2 separate regions of the Mus musculus genome follow, and region 2 is linked to region 1. The links are chromatin loops, found by intact Hi-C in ENCODE. Cell type or tissue: left cerebral cortex. All regions are shown on one strand. Links, peaks and the distances in the headings refer to the core of each region. The heading gives the core; the rest is flanking DNA.

Region 1 (5,384 bases), core at 196-5,195:
CTTTCCTGTAAAACCCTTTTGATAACCTGTCTCTTAACTCACATATAAAACCCTTTAGAATGGCCAGCCTGAAGTTTGTGGCTCCTCTCTCTGCCCTACCTTTGTCCTCTAGTGTCCCTGGGTAGCTCACCAACAGTTTCTTGCCCTGATATATTTCTGATTTGTTTCTATTTTTATTCATGTGTGTACATAGTCCACACATGTGCAGGTGCCTCCAAATCCCAAAAGAGAGTATCAAATCCCCTTGAGCAGGAGAAACAGAGAACCCAGCTGCCCAATCCAGGCAGCTCAGCCCTCCTGATCCAGCACCACACGCCTAAAGGTTCTGTAGAAGCAGATAGTGTTGGAGCACAGTGAGAGGCAGAGGTGGCTGGATTCTGATGTCAGTGAGGGATAGTAATACCAACAGCAACAGACAAGCACTCAGAAGCAAGAAAGCCAAGTCCTGCTTTGCCTTCTCTCTTCCCTTTCATTCAGGCTGCCAGGTGGAAGATGCCTTGTCACTGAGGCCAGACAATGTCCCTCAGGAACACAAATCCTTTCCCCAGACATCTTTTAACCCAGATTGAGTTAGACAATATCTCAATGTTGGTGTTTAAGGACTACTAAAGGTGAGCTAGGCCCCATCATGGTGCACTGTAATTACATGTACCAATTCTATCTCCTTGACTAGGAGCGCCTGACATGTGGGGAAACTGGGGTATTTGTCTTGGATTCTCCAGTGTCTGAATTATGAAAACAATCTACCAACTATGTCTCCAGGAATAAAAATAAACAGCATTGGAAGCGATAGAGACACCTTGCTCATCCATGCCCACTGGTGTTTTATTCACAATAGCCAGGAAATGGAAACGGTCTAAGTAAGTATCTATCAACTGAGTAACCAATGGTGACAACGTGATACATTTACACAATGGAATTTTATTCATCTATTTTTTTAAAAAAGCAAATTTATTTATTTATTCACTCATAGGCAAGTGGATAGAGCTGGGGAGAATCACTCTGCGAGATAACCAGTTAGGGCTACTGTTGCTATGACGATGCACCATGATCTAAAGCAGCTTGGGAGGAAAGGTTCTGTTGGTTTACATATCCTGAATCGCAGTCCATTGAGGGAAGAAACTCTAACCAGGCAGGAGCCTGCAGGCAGGAGCTGATGCAGAAGCCATGGAGGGATGCTGCTTACCAGTTTGCTCCTCATAGTTTTCTCAGCCTGCTTTCTTATAAAACCCAGGACCACCATCCCACGGATAGCCCCACCCACATCAGTCTATAAGAAAATGCCCTACAGCCCCATTTTATGGAAGTATTTTTTTTTTCGATTGAGGTTCCTTCCTCTTACGTAACTCTAGATTATGTCAAGTTGGCATAAAACTAGACATGACATTACTTACATGTAAATGTCAGCTTTGAATCCTCAGACAAGTGTGTTTCATCCAAAAATACCCACAGAGATCATTTTACATTTAAAACTTTTTTAAACTATGCTGAGTTGTTGTTGATTGCTTGTTGATTTTTTTCTCCTAGCCCTTTCCAGTACACTAGGTAGACAAGATTATGACTGGGCATATAGCTCACTGATGAAATATTTAAGGAGCATAGATATGGGAAGACCCTTGGTTCAAGTCCCTGCAGGCAGGCAGGGCTGTTGTTTTTCTTATTCCTCCAGTTGACCAGATTCCAAGAAGATGTCATCCTTTTCCCATGGTCGATTGTTGACTAGCTAATCTTGTATGACAGAGTAGGAAATCCAGGCAGGCAGTATCCAACATCAATTCTGCCCTTGACTGGACCCCATAGAGTAAGCTTTCAGGGGCCTGGCCTTGCCTCAAAGCCTAAAGGACTGTATAGCCATTAATTTTAAATTGCTGGGTTAAAGGGTAATTTTCGTAAGAAAACCACACTGAAAGTCAACATAGTATCAGTAAAAATAAGCCCATTGAGACAAAATGAGGCAAGAAATCCAACAGCTGAGTGTTGTGTCTCTCTTCAGAAATATTCCTCAGGCCTTGCTGGTATTTTGATGTAACTTTAACAAGAATTTATATAAAATTAGAGAAACCTTGGTTCCAGGTTTTGGCAATGTGCTTGCATCAGTACCATATGAAACCAAGTATTTCCTAGAAACCAAAGGACAGCAACTGAATGTCTGTCCCCTTTTTAAATGTCTGGCTCTAGCAATCACTTGATAAACATCTGTCAATTATTGATTTCCTTCTTGGCTCCAATAATTACATTTTTAGTTAAACAAAAGAAGTCTCATGGTATATAAGTATGCAGCTTTCAAATGCTTCTTATGAGAAGAGAATTAATGACTCCCCTCATTTTGAACCACAGAATGCAAATGAGTTCCATCTTTTGTTTAAAATTCTTCAGTCTGCTCTAGCCATCCCTCTGAGAGCTCAGGGTCTCCCATCTTTTAATGATCTGCTTGCTGAAGCCAGGGACACAGTCGCTAGTGGTTAACTTCCCAGAACACCGATTGTTAGTAGTTACAATGGACACATCGCTCTCTGGCTGAGATGGCACTGGGAAATCGATAGCTCTTTGTTGATTAATAACTGATTTCCCCACTGAGCAAAATGTGCTGATCAATGCCTGCTCCTGTGGATTCGGCCTCTCTACCCTGCCTGCCCCAATCATAGACCTACTGACCACACCACAGAAGCAGTTCCAGTATTGGGTCCATGCTTCTTGTTGTCCGGAATGTATCCAGGGTACCCTACAGTGAGCAAGACAACTGGTTGGGCCATACCCCAGATTTGGCTTTCAAATGTTAGAGCCCGTTCTCTCTGCACCGCCCCCCTCTCCTGTCCACTAGATGGTGCTGTAAACCCGTGTTTGTAACACTTCACTGGGCTTGGGGAAAGATGGCTGAAAAAAAAAAAAAAGATAGGTCAGATGTTATAGAATGATTGAAATGGGCAATCCTTTACCCATTCTGCTCTGTGCACACATCTCAGCAGGCGCTTGAATAAATGGCTCATCCAAAAGAAGACACAGCTTTCCCATCTAGCTACTGTCCCTGGCGGCCTGGAGCATCCATGATTTCAAGACAAGCCCCTATTGGTACCTCTGTTTTAAATTAAAGCAGCTGTTTATCTGGTGAATAACAATAATATGCTGCCCCAATGGATAGACTCTATGAGATGGAGTAAGCCTGTGATCTCCCAAGAAACCACTCAGTAAAATCAGCAGCTTGTCATCTGCCCAGATTCATTAATTGTACTCCAATCCCAATACCCAAAATCAAGAGTGAGATGTTTGCCACTGAGGCTCTGTTCCGAGCCGTAACCTTCGAGGTTGAAGGTCAAAGTCATGGAAGAACCCTAATCACACAAGGAAACCTTCATGCTCCTTTCTAGTCATTTCTATAGGAATTCCACCGCTGGGGCTCCAAAGGAGGTATCCAGTCACTGTGGCTCCTAGGGAGAGAGATCTGAAGCCTCTTTGATAAGAAGGCTAATTCTCTTGTTCTGTTCTGGTTTGGTTTGTTTCCCTTTGTGGCACCAAGGTCCTCGCAGCAGTAACATAAATCAGACAGATTTGCCTTGGAGGCAGCCATCAGCCTCTTGTTCCTGTGACAAAATGGATTTAACCTCATTTGTGACCAACCACCCCCTTCTCACTGATTTTTGGATTGTTTGCTTAACTTGCTTTGGGAAGGAGTATCAATAATTCAGCATTAGCCAGTTGGCATGTCACCCTGACAGATGGAAACAGCGACAGTCCTATCGATTCACTCCCTCTTGGGGGCACTGGTGAATCCCACCCTACCCCCAACGCCAGGCCCTGTCTGTGGATTAGTGAGAGGAGGAAAAAATTATTCCAACACAGTCACTAAAGCCCGTCCAAAACCCCTGACTACAGCCAAATATGCAAATTTTCTGGGATGTTTTCACATCAGGGAAACAGGAGGAGTGAGGAAGGCAAGGAATAAGGCATTAGCAATTCACCTCAGTAAACTGAGCAACAGAGAAACAGGTAGGAGGTGACCCAGAAAATAGTTGAGCCAGGAATCAGCCTCCTGCTTTTGACATAACATCTCCGGTACCCCAGAAAGTGTGTGTGTGTGTGTGTGTGTGTGTGTGTGTGTGTGTGTGTGTGTGTGTATTTCTCTGAGTGTGTGTCTGTGTATCAGTGTATCTATGTATCCAAGTGTGTGTTTGTGTGTACAGTATGTGTGTGTGTACAATGTATATGTGTCTCTCTGTCTCTGTGTGGATGTGTGTGTCTGTATCTGTTTATATTGTGGTCTGTGTCTGTCTATTTGTCTGTGTGTATGTGTGTGCAAAGTAGGTGTGTGTGTATCTGTATATTCATATATGTGTGTCTGTGTATCAGTGTGTCTGTGTATCCGTGTGTGTGTGTGTACACAATGTATGTGTGTTCCTCTGTCTCTATGTAGATGTGTGTGTCTTTATCTGTTTATACGTGTGGTATGTGTTTATGTGTCTGTGTATATGTGTGTGTATACAATGTATGTGTGTTCCTCTGTCTCTATGTAGATGTGTGTGTCTTTATCTGTTTATACGTGTGGTATGTGTTTATGTGTCTGTGTATATGTGTGTGTGTGTGTGTATATATCTGTATATCCATATGTGTGTGTATGTGTATCTATGTATGTGTGTCTGTGTGTAACTGTATCCATATGTGTGTATATCTGTGTACCCATGTGTGTGTCTGTGCATCTGTGTATCCATATGTGTATGTGTGTGTGTATGTGTAGCTATTTGTGTATCCACACATGTGTAATGTGTATCTGTGGGGTGTGTCTGTGTATCTATGTGTGTGGGTTATGTATCCTTGTAGCCATATGTGTGTACACATATGTATGTGCATATGCTTGTCTGTGTATTATGTATGTGACAGAAGAAGCGATGGTGGGGAAAGGAGCTGAGAAAGCTAGAGAGTTAAATTGTGAGCCATGCTGAGTGAGATTATTGACTTTCTCTAGTGAGTCCTGTGTTTCTTGGCTGCTGCCTCTCAGAAGACTGAAGAACTGCAGATGCAGCCCAAGAATCCTAACTGGTGGTCACAGGCCTTAGTCAAAGGGCTTACATCACAGACCATTGGCCCATAGCTAAAACAAGCCAATTCCATTTTATGTTTCATCTGTCTTTGAATTCATAGAAACCAGAGCACTGCAAAGTCTGCAGGTTAGACGTTCAGCAAAATTGTTGACTAACGTCCAGCGCGTCTCCTTACCATTAAATTCCCAAACAAGTAAACAGCTGAATTTTGATACCCTAAAGTAGAAGAGCACGGGAATACAGTGACAAAGCAGAAATTCTGGAGAGCGGAAGTGCCCCTGGATTGCTGCATAGCCAGCAGAGGGAACATGGCTGCCGTCCATCTTGGCTTCCTCCAGTCAAACCCACCTG
Region 2 (5,384 bases), core at 125-5,124, 540 kb after region 1:
CTGAGAATTAAAAAAGAAGCAGTCCTGTAGAGTGTTTAGGGCAGTTTGTGAGCGTAACAGTGGCCAAGGAGGGTTGTCTATTAGTTTGGTTTTGCTTTTGACATTGATTTGGGATGCTAAGGGCAAAGCACAAAGTTACCCTGGCAGCCTTTTCTCCTGCTGCTCTTAATCTGCCGTAATGGGCAAACTTGTTCGCAATTAGCCCGGCCTCCGAGGCGCTGCCCCTCTCTTCCATGACTCTGCTGCGACTCTGTGCCGGTCCTGTAGAGAACGGGTCACTATGGTCATTTCACCAGCTAATTGTCCACCAAGAGGATGAACTTTAAAAAACAAATGTCCCAATAGGACTTAGACCGTGGGCTATGTGGTACTTACATAATGCTAATAAAACTTCGTGACCCGGAGGAAGCCTCAACCTGGAGGTTCGGTACAGGAACCTGTTTGGAGGCTTCTAGGTAAATACACATCTTACCGAAAGAAATACCCACTCCATTTTAAAGCTTTACTTTTAAAATTTTTTAAAAAACATTTAACACATTTTAATTTAGATATAGTTACATTGCTTCTCTCTTACAGTTTTTAAATTTGATTTTTAAAATGTTTTTAATTTAATTTGAATTACATCATTTTTCCCTTTTCCTCCCTCCAACCTCCCTAGATGTCCCCCCCCCCCCCATCTAATTTCTCTCATGTCCTCCTGGCTCTCATTGATAACCCATTTTTCTTTTTCTTTTTCTTTTTCATTTTTTAAATTAGGTATTTTCCTCATTTACATTTCCAATGCTATCCCAAAAGTCCCCCATACCCTCCCCCCAACTCCCCTACCCACCCACTCCCACTTTTTGGCCCTGGCGTTCCCCTGTACTGGGGCATATAAAGTTTGCAAATCCATTGGGCCTCTCTTTCCACTGATGGCTGACTAGGCCATCTTTTGATACATATGCAGCTAGAGTCAAGAGCTCTGGGGTACTGGTTAGTTCATAATGTTGTTCCACCTATAGGATTGCAGATCCCTTTAGCTCCTTGGGTACTTTCCCATTTTTCTTTGATTAATATTCTTATACACGCACACATATGCATGTATGTGTATGTACATGTTAATTAACCAGCTGAGTCCATTGTTGGTATACCTTGGGTTTAAGGAACAACCGGTCTGCTTTAGACAGGCTATGGGGCTGATCCTGGGGAGAGGGTAATTCCCAGCCAGCGTTAGTTGCCTGTAGTTCTTTGTCCTGGGGTGGGACCCGGGACAAACTACCTGGGGTAGGTAGAACTTTCCCCAGTCCACATTAGGATGTTCATTGTTATTGTTATCCTTGTCTTGTTTACGTAGCCATTTCCAGAAGACATTGTTTCAGAGCACATTTCCTGGAGTTCTGGCTCTAACAGCCTTTCTGCTCTTTTTATCTTTGTCCTGTCTTCCATGTTCCCTGAGCCATAGATTCAGGGGTTGTGATGTAGATATATCCATTGGGGCCCGGGTTTCCATGATCATTTGATCTCTGTGGTGTGTGCAGTTGTGGTTTTCTGTGATGGTCTCCATTCAAAGAACACTTCTTGCTTGTCCCCATTGTTGAATTCTGGATTTAAATCCTACGGAGTAGAAGAAGATCATTTCGTCATTGTTTGTGTAAAACTAACATACCTAAAAAGTTAAATCTGTAACATGTACCTTCATTATCGGTCAGTTCCTAGGATCCCTGTTTTGTTTCTGTGTCATTTTTTGCCCCCTGTCTCCTTTCACAGCAGCATGTCTCAGTTTGTTCACGGTTAGCTATTGCATGTTCTGGGATGTTACTATGACATTGCTTATTATAGACCATAGGTCATTCGTGTAACGGTGATTATCATTTTGGCTATAGTGTATTGTTACTTAAAAGCAGACATATGCTGCGTAGTTTGTTACACTTGAACTAGGTAGGAGGGGCAGCTATGTAAGGGCTGTGGTCCTGGGTACAGGCTCCTAGGACTTGTGGTCCTTTCTCTTCCTTATTTCCAGTGACTGCTGCTCTCAGTTCCTTTTTGTGGAATAGCAGTCAGAACCACACACTCTTATGGGCTATTCTAGGAGGATTTCTACTCATGCTGACACACGTTAAAGCCATAGAGCAGGGCCTGGCTAAGCCTCACACTGAGAATTCAGGTGATTGTGCTGTGATTGACTCTTTCTTTATATGTGAGCCTAGGCAGACTGGCTCAGGTCACACATCCTGACGGAGGTATCTCTGATTCTAAGTGGTAGAGGGAAATATTTATGTTTCTCGAGTCTAGGTTCATGAAATTGACAAAACGACAGGTTGTCCAGTGTGACTAGTTTGTCCCTGTCACCATAGTTACGTGATGAAGGCATATCTCTAGCTTATTAATCTGCCTCTCTCCCAGAGCTGTGCAGATCTTATAAACAACCCCCGGGCCTTGAATTCCCTCCCTCTTCCTTTTCTCACCAGAGCTAGCTAATGCTGCTCAGCTAGGTCATCTCATTAAGGGACATCCCTGCATGCCTGCTGCCACTGAACTGCCCACGTGTGACCAGTAACTCAGCACTCACAGCATTTCAAGGAAAAATATGTAATAATAAATCCTGACTTCCCTGTGCATACAAACCCACTAGAGAAAGGAATAAATTAACTGAAGAATCTCGTGAAATACCACACAAGTAAGCTTTGTGTGTGTGTGTGTATCTTTGGGGAACAATCCCAACAATTAAATAGTCATTGCATGTATCACCAGATCGCCTATTTAACACAGACAATTATTTGCATGTCTTTCTCCATCATGCCTGTGTATGCACTGTTGTTTCATTCTGTCAAGTGTTAGGGGAAAAGGCTCTGCTTACATCAGTGTAGCATGCCTGCCCTCTAGTGTCCACATGGAGAATGGTATTCACATTCTTTTAAATTCTTAAAATCATGAAAACTTTCTGGCAGTGGGGTCACTGATATTTCAGGAAGCTGTGTAGTCACTAGGTAGTTAGTGTAGTTAAAAGACCCACAGGGTGGTCAAGGCATAGTGAGGGCTCTTCAGATCCTGGTCTTCTGCCTTCCTGAAACAGATACAAATAGTATGCAGACAAATTAGCATGTCCGTGTTCTAATACAGCTATTTATATATAAATATGTGTAAATACAGTTTGGCCTGTGGGCTGAGGTTGACCTAATCTATGCTACCTGTCTAGCCCCCATTGTCTTTGACTCCTTTTGTGAGCATAGTCATTTTCTCCTGGTCTTGGTTTGATTTTAAGACAGATTTGACATATCTCAGCAGGACATTCTTATTGGCAAAGTGCATGAAAACCGCCTTTAACATGCAATTAGATGTGGCCTATTTTTAAAACTAAAAAAGAAATCCAGTTAACTGTTAACTGTCTCTAGTGTCAGGTGATGTAGAACTCTCTGCTACAGGAGCTGTTGTGACAGCCTTACCTGTAAGTGCCGGGGATGAAGGAAAGCCCCTCTCCCATTGGAGGAAATGGATGACCACCTCCTTCATCGCAACTGATAGTTGGATAAGAGCCTACGGGATAATTTATTGGGAATACCACATTGTTGCTCAACAGCAGCCTTGAGATGCATACATTCAAAGATAACTATCCTCTCTTAAACCTTGCAAATGGTTTGCCCTCTGACCCTGCTTTGTGGAGGGTGTGATGTAAGACCCACAGAAGAATGAGATGTCTGAAAAATAGGTTCCCTCACCTACCTTAATTTCAAAATATGTGAGCTATATAACAATAATACCATTTAATGTGTCCAGCTCATTACATTAAGATGTATGTAATTAGAACACTAAAATAGGAAAAAGACTGAAAACCCTGGGATGGGGGGGGGGAATGGGAGTACCTCCACCTATAACATGTAATTGGATATGAAGATTTGGCTTTTGGCTTCTCGAGCGGCTAAGACTCCCTATTAGGAGATTGCCCAAGTGAACGCAGTTGCTTTTACACTGTTTTCTTAGTAATAGAACGAAGCACTATTGATGCAAAGGGACACAAGCAACAGAGCTCCTCATTGTCCTGCTGTGTCTCACAATGTGTGGCCTATGGAGCACACGTGACAGAACACACATATCTGAAAGGAACTCACTGTGGTGAAAGTCACATTGGGGTGAGATTATGAAATTTTGTAGGGAGCATGGTGTGAGCCCTACCAGACACCAATAAATAATAACTAGTAGTTGAGACCGTCCCCATTTAATGGACAGAACTTAATGGTGACAAACGCAAACATTCCATTTTATTGATGAAGAACCATAGAGGCTTGCTTTCTTTTTTCCTGATTCTAGTGGTTCATAATTGGTTGAGTGTTTTTAACTTCTTAGCCATGGTCAACTTTGTCTGTATATGGATCACTGTAAGAAATTGGGGAGGCTGTTCGCATCTCTGCTCATGAGAAAGACAGTGTGAGTCACAAAACCAGCACAGCACCCGTGACTTTGAATCTTCAGTAGGCAAGGTGCAGAGTCAGGTGAAATTAGCTTGAATAAAATAGCTAGTCACTGACTTAATATAGTTAACCTTGGATTTTCCCACTTTATGATGACACGAAAGGAGACACATTTGGTAGAAACTTAACTTAGAAATTCTGAATTTTGATCTTTTTATGGGGTTAGCAATACATGATATGATGTTTTCCCCTAATGCCAGGAAGCACAGAGTTGGCCATGCACCCGCAAATGGAAAGAGTTGGTTTCTCTGTGGTGTGCTGGGCTGCTAAGTCCTGATGCTTGGCAGGTTGGATGATTTTTGACTTAACTATGTTCTTGACATAATCACACTGTACACTGAGGGATGCCTGTGCAGTTTATTTAACTCACAAGGTTCAAAATACTACCATACCAGGTAATAAGCCTAAATTTGTGAATAAAACACCTTATATTTTTTGCTTGCTAGACCTTCCAATTCCAGCTTTATTTTATGCTTACAGTTCACCTCAGTTTGGGCCAGTCACATTTCAGTATTCAGTAGACATAGATGGTTAGAGGGCACCATGATGCAAATATGGAAGACACACACTGAAATCACTTTCTGCCTTTGATTGCTGTGAAAGCCACATTCACTAACGGGTTTTCTCCTCTCATCACGGGTCACCTCCAAAGGCATTTGCTAAGCATCTTGCTTGCACAGTGCTAGGTTGTGAGGGTCTACTGTCTTATGCTAGTCAATAGCTTGTTCACATGTGTGGGCTTTTTATCTGTTTCAGGTGACCCAGGCCCTGCCAGCTATGGGAAAAATGGCCGTGACGGAGAGCAAGGTCCCCCGGGAGTGGCAGGAATTCCTGGTGTGCCTGGACCCCCAGGTCCTCCAGGCCCTCCTGGGTTCTGTGAGCCAGCCTCTTGCACCCTGCAGTCTGGTCAAAGAGCATTTAGCAAAGGGCCGGACAAGT

The links. Peaks named below come from ENCODE experiments on the same cell type or tissue, not always from the same donor. Only the 100,000 strongest peaks of a DNase experiment are listed, where the experiment ranks them.
Region 2: a loop joins it to region 1, with 6 times the contacts of the local background. A loop is called at or near these places in 6 of 42 quality-filtered maps.

The regions. Positions count from the first base shown.
Region 1 is chr1:23,702,902-23,708,285 of GRCm38, forward strand. No RefSeq gene overlaps it. Among named protein-coding and RNA genes, the nearest start is that of B3gat2, 56 kb to the right of the region's middle. In left cerebral cortex, for the core only: a CTCF peak has its summit at 2,815 (motif pointing right); a DNase peak (open chromatin) is centred at 2,810.
Region 2 is chr1:24,246,476-24,251,859 of GRCm38, forward strand. Col9a1 (collagen, type IX, alpha 1) reads left to right here. Exons shown (of 38, transcript NM_007740.3): 38 at 5,202-5,384. Among named protein-coding and RNA genes, the nearest start is that of Col9a1, 72 kb to the left of the region's middle. In left cerebral cortex, for the core only: a CTCF peak has its summit at 2,862 (motif pointing left); a DNase peak (open chromatin) is centred at 2,818.